Regions from separate parts of the Homo sapiens genome. Here region 2 is linked to region 1. A link is a loop called in an ENCODE intact Hi-C map of the cell type or tissue named here. Cell type or tissue: dorsolateral prefrontal cortex. All regions are shown on one strand.

Region 1 (8,000 bases):
CACTATTATTATTCCCATTTTATAGATGTGTATTAAACAAACTGAGTAACCAACTCAGGGCTCTACAACTATTATAGTCTGAGATGAGATTCAATCCTAGCCAGCCTAACTGCAGTCACCACTATATTATACTGCCCATCTTAACTTTTTAGCTTCATACTTTCTCCCCTACTTATACAGAAAAAAAAAAAAGAATAATTACTAATCTCTGTGCTTTGTTATCTTTGTGTTCCTTTTGCATAGACTGTCTTTCTTATCCCCAACCCTGCCTATGGGTTACCATGAAATGGAATTAAATCCTCAACAATGAGTGAATATTAGCCAGGCCTAGGTGGGGAAAGGGGAAGGATATTAGAGGTAAAGGGACCAGCAATGTGTACAAATGTGCAGGTGAGCAGGAGTCAGACTTTTATAAGCAGGAGTGAAAGGCTTTGTGTGCCTTTCTAAGGATTGTGGGTTTTATCCTACAAGTAATAGCACATCACTGAATAATTTTAACAGGAGAGTGGCTTCAGGTTGGCATTTCAGAAAGATTGTCTTGGCTATATTGTGGAAAATGGATTGGAATGAGGGCTAAATCTTTTCAAGATGCAAAAGGGGGCAAGAAAACAGGTTAGAAAGCTAATGGAATAACCTAAGGGAGGCGTGAGAATGATAAGTTATTGATAGTGGGTTCTACCTGTTGTAAAAAATGAAAATAAATTTTAAAAAGATACTGTTAAATGGGAGAATGAGTTGTGTACTATGAGCTAAACACCAAACTGGACTGACTTTGTATTTAGACCTTATCTCTTTAATTACTCCTTGCCTTTGAACAAACACCAAATCTTGCTGATTCTACCTCTAATGTCTCTGAGATAATAACCTCCTTTCCATTCTTGCTGCCATTGTCTTATTCAGGCCTTGGTTATCCTAACTCTTCTCCCAGCCTCAGTTCCTGACCTTTTCATACAATTTTTATACTACTGTTAGAATATTTCTATGTAGCATATCTGATCATGTTATTCTCCTGTGTGAAAAAAAAAAAGTGTTAGTTGATTGTATGGCATCCCTACTAGACCATCTAGGCTAGACTAGTCTCTGTGGGCAGAGACTGGCCCCATTTATCTTTGTGTTTCACATTGTAGGTTTTCAGTGTTTGGGTAGGTGAACAGAAGGATGGATGAATCTTTCTCAGTACCATGTTGCTAATTAGATGGTAGCAAATTATCTCTGCTAGTTAGATGACAGCACAGTTATCTTCTTTGGGTAAATGCCCTAACTCCTGGCCAGTTGGGTAGATTTTTCAAAAAGGAATAATAATTCTTAGAGTTGATATTTTCTCCAGACCTTCTCTGAATGCCTTTGAACCACTGTTCAGAGATAAGCTTATTTGGTTGCAGGTATCAGTACACTGGTAATTCAAATTTTTTTAAAACTACCATTTTGTCTTATTGTTCTGAATAGTTATAATTGGTTGAAACTACTGTAGCTGACTAGAATCAGCAAGAATTGGGAACTGGAGTCCTGGGTGCATTTACCTCAGAGAGAGGTACATATTCCCTAGAGCCAGTCCAGAATATTCTCTGTATGGATATGTTTATGTGCTTGTCTGTGCCTGAATTGGTACCTACCAGACCCTATAGGGATATGTGGGAAGAACCTATACTCTTTAGCCTAGGCAGTTGTCTTAGTCCATTTATGCTGCTATAAGAATATATCATAGACTGGGTAGCTTATAAACAACAAAAATTTATTTCTCACACTTCTGGAGGCTGGGCAATCTAAGATCTAGGCACAGGCAGATTCAGTGTTTGGTGAGGGCCTACTTCATGGTTCATAAATGCCTGTCTTTTTGTTGTGTCCTTACATAGTGGAAGGGACTAAAGAACTATGGGGACACTTGTACACACATTCTCTATCGTGGTAAAATACATATAACATATAATTTACCATCTTTTTTTTGAGTGGGGGTCTTGCTATGTTGCCCAGGCTGGTCTTGAGCTCCTGGCCTCAAGCGATCCTCCCACATCAGCTTCTCAAAGTGCTGGGATTACAGGCGAGAGCCACTGTGCCTGGCCAAGAGACAAGTTCTTACTCTCATATGGAAGTGGCAGTAGGGGGAGGAGTGCTCAATAAATGTTTGTAGAAATAACCTGAATTGATATTCCTGAGTGGAGAACTGAGTGTCCACTTCTCTGTGCCTTTGGTGATTTTAAAAAAGATGTTGGCATATGATTTCTTGCATTTTAGTAATAAAGGTTTATTTACATAATATAGTTGAATTACCAATACACTTTAGAAAGTTATTGAGTGCCTTCTAGGAAAAGGCTGTATATATTTAATGAAACCAAGTATCAAACACAAATGAAATGGAAGAAACTCTGTTATTTTATTAGACCGTGAGGAAGTGAGGCAAGTTTTGGTATAGGTAAAGTTGGTATAGAAAAAGGTAACAGCCACTGAGAGGTATTGAAGTATCTATAACACATTTTATTGACTGTATTATAGTTTTCTAACTTGAAAGGTTAAAATAACAACAATTAAAAATATTAAAACTTCTGTATTAATTAAATGTATTACCAATGCCTTGGGTCATTTTATAGGGCTGACCGAGGGAGTAGTCTAGCTGAAAATGAAAGCAAAGCAGCTGTTATCCCCATCCGGGAAAGCTGAACATGCTAATGCAGTTGCTCTTGTCTCTGCTTCCTGCAGAGGGATTTGTTTAGAGGCCACACCAGCTGAGTCTGCACTGGGAGTTGCTTATGGAGAAGTGAACATTCCAGCTAATGGGCACAGAGACCGTGTAGCAATCTTCTGGCTGGGTGCGGTAGCTCACGCCTGTAATCCTAGCACTTTGGGAGGCTGAGGCGGGTGGATCACCTGAGGTCAGGAGTTCGAGACAAGCCTGGCCAACATGGGAAAACCCTGTCTCTACTAAAAAATACAAAAATTAGCTGGGTGTGGTGACACAGCCTGTAATCCCAGCTACACGGGAAGCTGAGGCTGGAGAATCACTTGAACCTGGGAGGTGGAGGTTGCAGTGAGCCGAGATGGCGCCACTGCACTCCAGCCTGAGGGACAGAGTGAGACTCCGTCTCAAAAAAAAGAAAGAAATCTTCCTTGTTGACAAATCTCAAATTTCCTTTTCTTATGCATGCAGAGGTCTTGAAACATTGAGAAGCGGTTTCTGAGGGCCTACAGGCTTATCAGCCCAACTAATGTATTCACCAAAGGCAGGCAAGAGAAATGGGTTGTAAAAGCAAATTCCATTTGTTTTCCCTCTCTGGTCCTTGGTTTGCGCTTTTTCCAGTTTGCCTGGAGAAGCCAGAATCTATTAGCCAAGTGTGATTCCTCATCTTTTGTCACCTTTTCCTGTGCTCTCCACCCTCTGGCTTTGCATATGGATTTCCAGGGCCTTCAGAGACACTGCTGAACAGAGTAAACAAGTGTTTCCCAGAACCAAGAGTCCTGGTGTCACCTGGCCTATAGAGAGTGCACATACAGTCTTTTCATTATAGTGTCTTCTGCCTGGCACTCAGTTGGGAAACCTGAGTGGCTCCTGAAGACAGGCCCGACATATCACACTGTCATCATGCTAAAGAAGTGAACCACTGCCTACCTTTTGACTTTCAGAGCTAAAGAAATCTGCCTGCATGATTAGATGTCAGCTTCACTGCCCACTTATAACCCTGAAGTTCACAAGCTCAGTTTCTTTTCAGCAAATGGGCACCTCAAATGTGAATCTTGGGCAGATTCAACTAGAATGAAGAGAGCAAGGCGCTGTGCTTATGCCGTCATTATGCCTTATTTTAAGATTTTCAAAGATGGATTATCAAGCAGGATGAAGCAGATCAACAAGTTTCCCTTTTGAGAAGTTGGAAGATTTATTTTTAGTCATTCTTTCTGTCTTGCCAAAACTGGTCCGACGCTTCCAAGGATCTGAAGTGCTGCATGGTGCTGCCCCCAACTGGTTCTTTTTGGTGCTTATATTATTACCACATCAGAAAATATATGACATTTAAATTTTTTTCGAAGCGCTTTCACATATTTTATTTTATTATTATTTTTTTGAGACAGAGTCTCACCCTGTTGCCCAGGCTGGAGTGCAGTGATATGATCTCTGCCCACCGCAACCTCTGCCTCCAAGGTTCAAGTGATTCTCGTGCCTCAGCCTCCCAAGTAGCTGGGATCACAGTCGTCTGCCACCATGCCCTGCTTATTTTTGTATCTTTAGTAGAGATGGGGTTTCACCATGTTGGCCAGACTGGTCTCGAACTCCTAGCCTCAGGGGATCCACCTGCCTTGGCCTCCCAAAGTGCTAGGAATACAGGTGTGAGCCATCTCGCCTGGCCAACTTTTACATATTTTTTTTTCAAGACAGGGTCTCACTCTGTTGCCTAGGCTGGAGTGCAGTGGCTCAATCTCACTTCACTGCAGCCTCCGCCTCCCGGGTTCAAGTGATTCTCCTGCCTCAGCCTCCCGAGTAGCTGGGATTACAGGCACCCACCACCATGCCCGGCTAATTTTTGTATTTTTAGTAGAGATGGGGTTTCACTATGTTGGCCAGGCTAGTCTTGAACTCCTGACCTTAGGTGATCTGCCCGCCTTGGCCTCCCAAAGTGCTGAGATTACAGGCGTGAGCCACGGCGCCTGGCCAACTTTCACATATTTTATTAGATTCTCATAACAACACTGCAAATTAGGTGAATCAGGGATTATCATACCTACTTATAGTTGAGAAAAGTGAAAGATGGATAGCCTTATTAGTTGATTTGTCCAAGTTAAATGGCTATTAGGAGGCTGAATTGGGCTAGAATTCAGATATTTCTCCTCTTATCCCATTAAGTTCCCTAGTCCTTTGTAAATGCAATGGTACCCAAAAATATGTATTAAGATATAAATTTTAGGCTTAGAGGAATTTCCCTCTTTTTCTCCCTTGGGAGGAGGAGGGAGATAATACATCATATAAGGTTTGAGTAAATTCATTTTTGAGCTCCTGTGCTGCATGAGGCTCTCTTACTCAGATGCTGTGGTCTCTAAGTCTCCAGTGCAACGTAGTGGTAAAGAGTATGGACTCTGGAGCCAGACTGCAGAGTCTGCCAGTCTCTGCCACTTAATAACTGGATAACTTTAAGCAAGTTGCTTAATTTCTAAATGCCTTCTCTAAAATGAGTAATAGTATGTAGTCATTTTGTAGTCCATAGCACGATGATTGGATTTTCATGTGCATGTGTGAGGTGTACTACCCTCAAACCTTATTAATGTCTGCACGTTGTCTGACATGAAAAAAAAAAGGAAAAAAAGTACCAGTGTACCTACCTTATAGGGTTATTGTGCAGATTAAATGAGATAATATATGCAAAACTCTCAGAACAGTGCCTGAAACAATTTAGATACTATATAAATAACAGCTGCTATTATTATTTATAAATACATATACTTACTCACTTTTTTTTGAGACTGGGTCTCTCTCTGTTGCCTAGGCTGGAATCTAGTGGCACAATCATGGCTCACTACAGCCTTGACCTCCTGAGGTTCAAGTGATCATCCCAACCTCAACCTGTGAGTAGCTGTGACTATAGGCACACACCACCACACCCAGCTAATTTTTTTTTTTTTTTGAGATGGAGTCTCGCTCTGTTGCCCAGGCTGGAGTGCAGTGGTACAGTCTCGGCTCACTGCAAGCTCCGCCTCCTGGGTTCATGCCATTCTCCTGCCTCAACTTCCCGAGTAGCTGGGACTACAGGCGCCTGCAACCACGCCCGGCTAATTTTTTGTATTTTTAGTAGAGACGGGGATTCAGCATGTTAGCTAGGACGGTCTCGATCTCCTGACCTCGTGATCTGCCCACCTTGGCCTCCCAAAGTGCTGGGATTACAGGTGTGAGCCATTGTGCCCAGGCTTTTTTTTTTTTTTTTTTTTTTTTTAGACGGAGTTTCACTCCGTCACTTGCCCAGGCTGGAGTACAATGGTGCAATCTCGGCTTACTGCAACCTCCATCTCCCGTGTTCAAGCGATTCTCCTGCCTCATCCTCTCGAGTACTGGGATTACACGCATGCGCCACCATGCCTGGCTAATTTTGTATTTTTAGTAGAGACAGGGTTTCTCCATGTTGGTCAGGCTGGTCTCGAACTCCCGACCTCAGGTAATCCACCTGCCTTGGCCTCCCAAAGTGCTGGGATTACAGGTGTTAGCTACTATGATCCCACCCCTGGGAGCTACCGTGCCTGGCCAATTTTTGTATTTTTTGTAGGGACGGGATTTTGCCACTTTCCCCAGGCTGGTCTCAAACTCCTGACCTCAAGTGATCCTCCCACCTTGGCCTCCTACCGTGCCCAGCCTTATTCACTTTTTTTTCTTTTTTTTTTTTTTTACTAAAAAAGCAAAGCTGCCCTTCATGGGTATTTAGGAATGATGAACAGCAAGACTATCTTCAAATAGTTTCTCCATAACCTTATCTGCTACTCTTTCCTCTGTTCACTTCAGTCTTACTCGTCTTAACCACTTTACTGAAACTGCTCTGTCCAAGGTTGCCAATGATTTCCTGGTTGCAAATTCAGTGGATACCTTTCAAGCTCGTCTTCCTCATTCATGGCTTTTGATACTGTCAGTCATTTCCTTTGTAGAATGCTTTCCTTCTGACATGTAGAATGTCATTGTCCTTCTGAACATACATACATACATACATACATTTATTTATTTATTTATTTATTTATTTATTTATTTATTTATTTATGAGATGGAGTTTAGCTCTTGTTGCCCAGGCTGGAGTGCAATGGCACGATCTCAGCTCACTACTACCTCTGCCTCCCGGGTTCAAGTGATTCTCCTGCCTTAGCCTCTTGAGTAGCTGGGATTACAGACGCCTGCTACCATGCTCAGCTAATTTTTTTGTATTTTTAACAGAGACAGAGTTTCACCATCTTGGCCAGGCTGGTCTTGAACTCCTGATGTCAGGTGATCCACCCGCCTCGGCCTCCCAAAGTGCTAGGATTACAGGCATGAGCCATTGCGCCCGGCCGTCCTTCTGAACATTTAGAATGTTCTCCTATTGACATTCTTGCCTGTTCCTTGGGATTCTGTTGATTTCCCATCTTACATGTTAAACCCTGGGCATGCATGACCTTGGAATGCATGACTGCTTCAGCTCAATGTTTTTGCCTCCTAAATATTGTCTTTCACTTAGACTTTGTTCTTAAGCTTCAAACTGACTCTATTTAGATCATTTCCACCTTGGTTGTCCAATAAGCACCTGTACCTTTAATAATTTAACTTCTCCCAGCTGAACTCACTATCTTTTTTTTTTTTTTTTTTAAGACAGGGTCTCGCTCTGTCTATCACCCAGGCTGGAGTGCATTGGCATGATCTTAGCTCACTGCAGCCTCAACCTCCCAGGCTCAGGCGATCTTCCCATGTAGCTAGGACTACATGTGTGCACCATCACGTCCAGCTAATTCTGTTTATTTTTGTAGAGACTAAGTCTCTCACTATGCTGTTCAGGCCGGTCTGAACTCCTGAGCTCAAGCGATCCTCTACCTCTCAAAGTTCTAGGATTACAGGCATGAGTCACCACACCTGGCCTGAACTCACTCTCTTTTAACATTGCCTCTTCTTCTAAAAACCTACTCCTCTCCTTGCTCTCTGGGTATTTAAAAATGACATCCAGGGACCAATAGCCTATTGCTCTCATTCTCTAATCCAGGCAATTATCAAGTTTTTTTTTTTTAATTCTGCCATCTAAATACATTTTGAATCTTGCCTTGTTCCAATGCCTCCACTATTGCCATGATTCAGATGCCCTGCTCTCACCAGGATTATTGCAGTAATCTCCTATTTCCCTTTCTCTGTATTTTTCACTCTAATCCATCTATCATACCATGGCTAAAATAATATTTTCTTTAAAAAGCAAATATAACCATGTGGCTCTCCTGCTTAAAATGCTTCTTTTGTTTCCTATAGACAGGATAAAGTTCACATATCTTAGCAAAACATGTCAGCCTCACTTCCTGACTCATCT
Region 2 (8,000 bases), 520 kb before region 1:
TTCTAGCCTGGGTAAACAGATACAAGTAACTTTAGAACTTCAAAATCTTCTTTTCACAGATATTGTACTTTGAACAAAGTTATCAACTCCCTTAGGTCTGATATTCTAAACTACATTTTTAATGCATTAAAAAAATACCCAGATGGGTTTAAATATGAAATAGCTTTCTAAAAATGAAAATGATTTAGTTTCAGGAAGCTACATCTAAAATAAATGGTATGAGCCAGGCCAAAAGAACTTTCATAACCACCTTGCCCCAATAAAGCCCTTATCGTGGCAGGCATAGATGATGTTTGCATTTTGCGTATTAGAATGTAACAGCTCTCTTCCCTAATCTGACCAATGTCACTATAAATGTGTGTGTGTGTGTGTGTGTGTGTGTGTGTGTGTACTTATAGATACATATATAAATATGTATACAATATATAAATATATATGTATACTTATATAAGTATATAAATATATATAATATATACATATATATTTATCGATCTATCTCTATCTCAGTATCACTCATTCCAGACTCCTGTTCTCTGCTCAAATGTTGCCTTAATGAGAAAATTCCTGGACAATACAAAATTTTTTGATTTTTAAAATTTTTCTGTAGAGACAGGGTCTCACTATGTTGCCCAGGCTGTTCTCAAACTCCTGAACTCAAGCGATCCTCCTGCCTTAGTCTCTCAAAGTGCTCGGATTACAGGTGTGAACCACCACACCCAGCCTAGACAATTCAATTTAAAATTTAAAATTTAAACCCTCACCCCCACAGAAACACACATCCTCCTCTCTGATATCTGGCTTTATTTTTCTTCATAGCAGTAAGTACCATATGGCATATCATACATGTTTTTGTCTCTCTTAAGTAGAATGGAAACTCCATGAGCACAGGGACCTTGTCTGCTTTATTCACTACTGTATCTCCAGTATCTAGAATAGTGCCTACACCTAACTGGAACTAAAATAATATAGTATGATGGATGCATGGATGGAAAGATTTGAGCAAATGACAAAGTGAATGGAGGCAAAAAGACAAAAATATAGTAACTGATTTTACCAAAAAACATCTAGTAAGTAATAGTGCCGTGACTGAAACCCACATCTGCCTGACTTGCAAACCCAAGCTGTTAATTTTTATGCTATACTTCCACTTACCAATTTGGAGACTTTGGAGGAATTACTTGTTGAGTGGAAGAATGTGTATTTTGTATAATGCCAAGTTGTCACATAAGTCTAGAAACTCATATTTGAGTTCCTGTCCATTTTAATGCAACTAACATATTACGTGAAAAGCACAGCAATTGAAAGCCTCAAAAATTAATTAACAAAAACGCTCTCTCAAAGGACAAGAACACCAAACTAGAGGCAAATTCTAAATTTCTCTATGTCCATGAAGGATATATCAGAGGAAACGGGCCTTTATAACCTGGAATGAGCACACCATAGGATTCGCTCTTGGGAGAACCATTCTAAGAAAGGCAAACAGGGACACAAATATGATGCCCCCTCCTTCTGACCAAGACTTAAATGACAATTATAGAAACTTTAAAAATTTTCCAGATCAGGCTATGAGGACGAGAAACAGTGGAGCAAATGGTAAGTCACTCATTTTATTAACATCAGTTTTTCCACACAACAAATTTTGTAGTAATTAAACTTATTCAAATATTTGTTTTGTGGTTCTTACCTGTTTTCTTTACTACAAATGCTAAGCAGTACTTTGCCTCCTACTGCACACTCCCTACAAAGACTTGCCCAGCTCTGTGTACAAGAGGTACCATGGAACTTTAACTGTTTGGGGAGATGACTAAGCATAGAGATCAGGTAGCCAATCCCTTCATTTTACAAGTATGGCAATTCAGGTCCAGAAGTGGGAGCTCCTGTTTTAAAGCCACACATAATTTGTTAGTGGCAAAGCCTATATTAGTACCCATGTTTCCTTGCTTCCTTCCAGAACAAAACTTTTTCGACTCCTCTAATGTTAAAGATAAGAAAGGATATTGTTTATATTAAAGAACTGAAGAACTTCTGGCTTACTTAAGTGTAAGCTCTTCAAAAGAGAAGAATTTATCTAATTGAATCTTAACAGCCTCAGAACTTAGATCACTCTACCCAGCACAGAGTAGGCTTTTTTATTTATTTATTTATTTATTTTTTGACGGCGCATCACTCTGTCGCCCAGGCTGGAGTGCAGTGGCATGATCTCAGCTCACTGCAACCTCCGTCTCCTGGATTCAAGCAATTCTCCTGTCTCAGCCCCCTGAGTAACTGGGACTACAGGCGCACGCCATGACGCCCGGCTAATTTTTATTTTTATTTTTAGTAGAGACAGGGTTTTACCATATTGGTCAGGCTGGTCTCGAACTACTGACCTCAGGTGATCCACCTACCTCAGCCTCCCAAAGTGCTGGGACTATAGGTGTGAGCCACCGCACCTGACCCAGAGTAGATATTACTGTGTATTTACTGAGTGATCAATTGTTTAAATGTGAGTTACTTTATCAAAAAAGAGGAGGGAAAATCTATTTCTGATCCTTATTAATTAAACGTTTTTAAGGCAGTTAGAGTAGGCCTAACTTTAGATATCACTAAAATGACCAAAAAATTATTCTGGTATAAAATAAAAATAAGAATACTCCTCCTTCTCCTTCTTCCCAGCAACTCCATTCATTGAGGACACACATTTCTGCAAGAAGCTACCTGTCTCAGGCCTTAATTTATTTCACTTAATACTAAGAAAAGGCAAATCTCAGGCAGTTTTCAAATAGAAGCAACCAAAAAAAAGCGGGGGGGGCAGAAATAGTAGAAAAATGACCAAGTACAAATATTTCCTGACTATGATGCTGAAAAGCTACTCCTTTTCAGTTATGCATACCTATTTGGTGTCTCATTCCTCTAAGAGTCCTGGTAGAGCCCTTGCCATTTACAGAAGACTCAGGACACTTGTGAAGCTAGACTGAATATCCACTGCTAGAAACTGAATTTAAAATTTAAAATGTGCCTCTTAAATAATAGAATTCATCCAAATTTAACCCATTAAGAATTCTAAAACTAATATATATTAAAATTAAACTATAAGTAATAAAGCACTATACATATATTAAGTGATCCTTCTAACAGGCTTAGTAAGAAGAAAACACAGGTAACATTATCTTCATTTTATAGATAAGGCAACTGAGGTTTAAGAAGATAAAGTGATTTGTCTAGGTTTACAAAGCTAGTTAAATGGCATGGTCAAGACTGAACCTTATGAGTTTTCTGACTCAAGCCTCTTCATATCAAACCAAAATAAGTTTTCGTAAACAGCCCAAAAGGCTTCACAAAAACCTCAGAGGAAAATTTAATCACTAGAGCATTTTTCACAAAACAAAATCCTAAAATGGACAGTAACAGAAAGAATTACTACATGTTTCATTTAAACATTTAAAAATTGCATATGATGTGTATATAAAGTATACTTAATAAATATGAATGCTGTTGTGATCTCCTCCTTAATTACATCTCTTTTTTTGTTAAGGAAAAGTTTAAAAGCCATTGTTTTATCACAGCTCTATTTCCTTAGGGTTCCCCAGATGTGACTTTACTAGTAAATCATGGTAAATATGAGTATGTTTTAGGTATATACAGTACAGGTTTTTGGGCCCCAACACAGAGATTTTAATGCATTAAGTTCACACTCTGCACTTTAACAAACATTCCAGGAGATTCTGATTGGCCAAATTTCTAATACTGCCCCAACAGAATTCCTAGAGGAAAAGCAGTCCAAGAGAATTTAAGAAATTAAAATCCAGGGGCAAAGACTATTTATTAATCTCCCCTAACCCTGAAGCCAGAAAAAAACCAAACAGGTTGGGAACCTATTCCATTCAACATAGTCTCCAAACTTAGCTGGCCTTGCCTCAACTTATCAGAAAAGTTGGTCTTCTCCTCATACCATGTTACCGGATAGATGTAAATGCAAAGGGTTTCCATTTTAATATTCCTACTTCCTTAGCTTGAGTCTACGAAAACTCAGTAAATCCCAAAGCACAAGTATAAGACTGTGATGAATATTTAAGTTGTAACTTTCCCAGAATGCTATGTAGAAACTGAGAGGGAAGAGGTTTGGAGGTCGGGAGGAATGGGGAGGAGGGGAAGATCTGACCTAGTGGGAGAAGTCAGTTGGCCTGCTGGCTTCCCTAGCTCAGATAGGAGTACACAGAAAGAAATTGTGTACTGAGCGGGATTCCTCCACATGATAGTGGGAAATGTTCCCAAGAGGGGTTCCTAAGTAGGAGATCATAATCATAATGGTAATAATCATCTACTTACAAGCTGCCTCTTCTTGGAAGGCTCAACTCCTTCTGAAAAACAAAACATATGCAAGTTAGAAATAAGAACCCATCTGAGTCCTGTTGGTCTACCTAAATGTCCTAGGAAATTCACAGCATTATCTTAATAATGGAAAAGGCCACATATTTCTAAATAACAACTTTTTCTTTGCCTCTTAAATTTTATTTATTTTTTTTTTTTTTTGAGACGGAGTCTCATTTTGTCTCCCAGGCTGGAGTGCAGTGGCGCAATCTTGGCTCACTGCAAGCTCCACCTCCCAGGTTCACGCCTTTCTCCTGTCTCAGCCTCCTGAGTAGCTGGGACTACAGGCACCCGCCACCACGCCTGGCTAATTTTTTTTTTTTTTTTTTTTTTTTTTTTTTAGTAGAGACGGGGTTTCACCGTGTTAGCCAGGATGGTCTCGATCTCCTGACCTCGTGATCCGCCCGCCTCGGCCTCCCAAAGTACTGGGATTACAGGTGTGAGCCACCATGCCCAGCCTGTCTCTTAAATTTTTGTGAAATAAAAGCACTCAGGCAAACTATTACTTCTTTATCCTTCCTTCCTAAAAGGAATGTCTCATAGAATACATGCAACATTTTTCCCACTAGATGGAACCATCTCCCCAGTGTAGATTACAGGCACTCTAGGCCAGCCATTAACTGCTGCTGAATTGTAAAGGGCATTAGTGGCAAGCATACAGAAGGAATGAAATAGGATTAGGGGCAGTGGGTGATAACTAGAAAATATTTTAGACAAATAAAGTAGTATAGTTAATAATATAACAAAGAGATGACTTCACACACCACTGGCATAAGAAATAACCTTTACGATAACAGCTGGGGCCCCTGTGACTTGCTTTCCAAGTGTATCAAGTCCCACCTCCCACCAGTCCTAAATTAACAACTATTCTTAATTTTTTAAATATTTTCAATACGTGTTTTTGGATTTGTAAAAAATTAGTAGTATTGTTTTACATGTTTTAAAATTATATATACATGGTATTATATTATATGTATTCCTCTGTTGACATCAGCCAACATTATGAAAACTGGGAGATTCACCCATGTGGATATATTTCACTTTAGTTCACTGATCTTCAGACAGTGGTCCAGTCTATGAATATACCAATATTTATTTATCTATTCTCTAGTAAATGGAAATTTAATTTTCTTTCCATCTTTTTCTTCTCCATTAAAACAATACTCTTGTAAACATTCTTGTAGTTGTTTCCTAGTGCGCATGTAGAAAAAGTTTCTTGGATGTTGAACTACTGAGTCATAAAGTACTGGATATTCCAAATTGCTCTCCAAAACAACTGTCCATGTAAGAAATATATCCCTCATACACAGTCATGAATATATGTGCTTATATTTTCTTCTAAACATTTTATAGATTTGCTTTTTTCTTTTCTTTTTTTTTTTTTTTTGAGATGGAGTCTCACGCTGTCACCCAGGCTGGCCGATCTCGGTTCACTGCAACCTCCACTTCCTGGGTTCAAGCGATTCTACTGCCTCAGCCTCCAGCTGGGATTACAGGCATGCACCACCATGCCCAGCTAATTTTTTTGTATTTTTAGTAGAGACAGGGGTTCACCATGTTGGCCAGGCTGGTCTCAAACTCCTGACCTCAAGTGATCCTCCCACCTTGGTCTCCCACAGTGCTGAGATTACAGGTGTCAGCCATCACGCCCAGCCGGTTTACTTTTCACAATAAGTTTAATATGCCTTATTTTTGTAAAATTCGCTTATTTTATAAAATTATTTTTGCTAAAATTCAGTATTTGATTGCAATTCTTTTGTGTGTTTTTCTAGGTAAATTTACAAACATTCAACTGTACAAATCTTAAATTACTTAATCTTACGTATGCCAATTGATAAGTCTGTTAAGTACATATACTCAGATAACCTAAATCTCTATCAAAATATAGAACATGTCCATCAATCCAGAAAGTTCCACCATGTCCTTTCTTCGTAAATCCCCAAACAAACCACTATCTTCCTACCCCAAGCAAATATTATTCTCATTATGTCACCACAGATTACTTTTACTTCCTCAAAACTTCATATGAATGGAACCATACAAATATAAACCTTTTTACATAGGCTTCTTCAACTCAGCATAGTATTTGTGAGATTTATCCATGTTGTTGCAGGTAACAATGGCAATATGAATAATATACCCCAGTTAATTTATCGTTTCTCCAATTCCATTTTTCAGCTATTAACATTCCTATAACATGTTTTTTGACAAGCTATATTTCACTTCTCTTGGGTAAATCCCTAAAAGTGTAGAATTACTCAGTTAAAGGGTAGATATATATTTAGATTTATAAGAAGCTACCAGACCTTTTTCTAAAGTGATTATACCATGCTACATTCCCATTAACAATGTATGAGAGTTTCAACTGCTTCACATCCTAGCTAATACATGTTATGTTCACATTAATAATATAAGAAAGTTCGAACTACTCTACATTCATGCCAATACATGGTATCAGCTTTTTATATTTTAGTCATTTTACATTTTAGCCATTTAGGTGTGTACGGGTATCTCATTGTGGCTTTAATCATTTTCCTGATGACTAACGATGTTGAGTATCTTTTCATGTGCTTATTAACCATCAATATATATTCCTTTGTGAAGTATCTTAAAATTTTTTTACCTTTTTAAAAATTGAGTTATCTTTTTACTATTGAATTATAAGAGCTCTTCATAATCTTCTAAATACAAGTCCTTTGTCATATGTGTTTTATAAATATGTTCTAATCTGTGGCTTGCCTACTAAAGTTATTGGTGGTGCCTTTTTTTTTTTTTTTTTTTGAGATGGAGTCTCGCTCTGTCACCCAGGCTGGAGCGCAGTGGTGCAATCTCGGCGTGCGGCAACCTCCACCTCCTGGGTTCAAGTGATTTTCCTGCCCCAGCCTCTCAAGTAGCTGGGATTACAGGCACCCATCACCATGCCCAGCTAATTTTTATATTCTTAGTAGAGATGGGTTTTCACCATATTGGTCAAGTTGGTCTAGAACTCCTGACCTCAGGTGATCCACCTGCCTCAACCTCCCAAAGTGTTGGGATTACAGGCGTGAGCCACCATGCCAGGCCAGTAGAGCCTTTTGATGAGTGAAAATTAATTTTGAGGTAGTATGTGAGATGAAATTAAGGTTCATTTTTTTTCATATGGATATCCACTTATTTCAATACCATTTATTGAAAACACTGTCCTTTCCCTAACAATTTTTTTTTTAACCTTTCTGGGCTCTCTATTGCATCCTACTGATCTATTTTTCTGCCCTATGCAAGCACCACACTATCATGATTCTGTGGTTTTATATTTAGTCCTAAAGTCAGATTGTACAGTCCTTTAACTTTATTATTTTCCAAGATTGCTTTAGATATTCTAGATTCTTGCATTTCGATTTGAATTTTTGAATCCAATTATTAATTTTTACCAAAAAAAAAAAAGCCTGCTGGGATTATACATCAATTTGGAAAGAAGTGATATCTCAAAATATCAAGTCTTATAATACATGAACATAGTACTTCTCCATTTACCGAGTTCTTTAATTACTCTAAGCAATGTTTTATCGTTTTTAACAAAAACACCTTGCACTCCTTTTATTAAGCTCATCCCTAAGTAGATTTTTTAAAGCTATTATAAATAAAAACTTTTATTTCATTTTCCAATTGCT

The links. Peaks named below come from ENCODE experiments on the same cell type or tissue, not always from the same donor. Only the 100,000 strongest peaks of a DNase experiment are listed, where the experiment ranks them.
Region 2: it touches region 1 in a loop (3-fold over the local background); 6 of 110 quality-filtered maps call a loop at or near these places.

Annotation. Positions count from the first base shown.
Region 1 is chr1:45,355,916-45,363,915 of GRCh38, reverse strand. The region is part of intron 4 of TESK2 (testis associated actin remodelling kinase 2); the gene reads left to right. It also overlaps the pseudogene LOC124904849. Among named protein-coding and RNA genes, the nearest start is that of TOE1, 20 kb to the right of the region's middle. RefSeq lists enhancers at 2,952-3,451, 3,582-3,661, 3,922-4,021. In dorsolateral prefrontal cortex, CTCF peaks have their summits at 2,659, 3,731 and 3,932 (motif pointing left); DNase peaks (open chromatin) are centred at 2,705 and 3,945; H3K4me3 peaks cover 1,578 bases; H3K27ac peaks cover 3,171 bases.
Region 2 is chr1:45,878,704-45,886,703 of GRCh38, reverse strand. It overlaps MAST2 (microtubule associated serine/threonine kinase 2), which reads right to left. Exons shown (of 29, transcript NM_015112.3): 4 at 4,309-4,340. The region is part of intron 2 of LOC105378694 (a long non-coding RNA gene); the gene reads left to right. Among named protein-coding and RNA genes, the nearest start is that of MAST2, 79 kb to the right of the region's middle. In dorsolateral prefrontal cortex, a CTCF peak has its summit at 4,941 (motif pointing right); no DNase peak of the experiment used is centred here.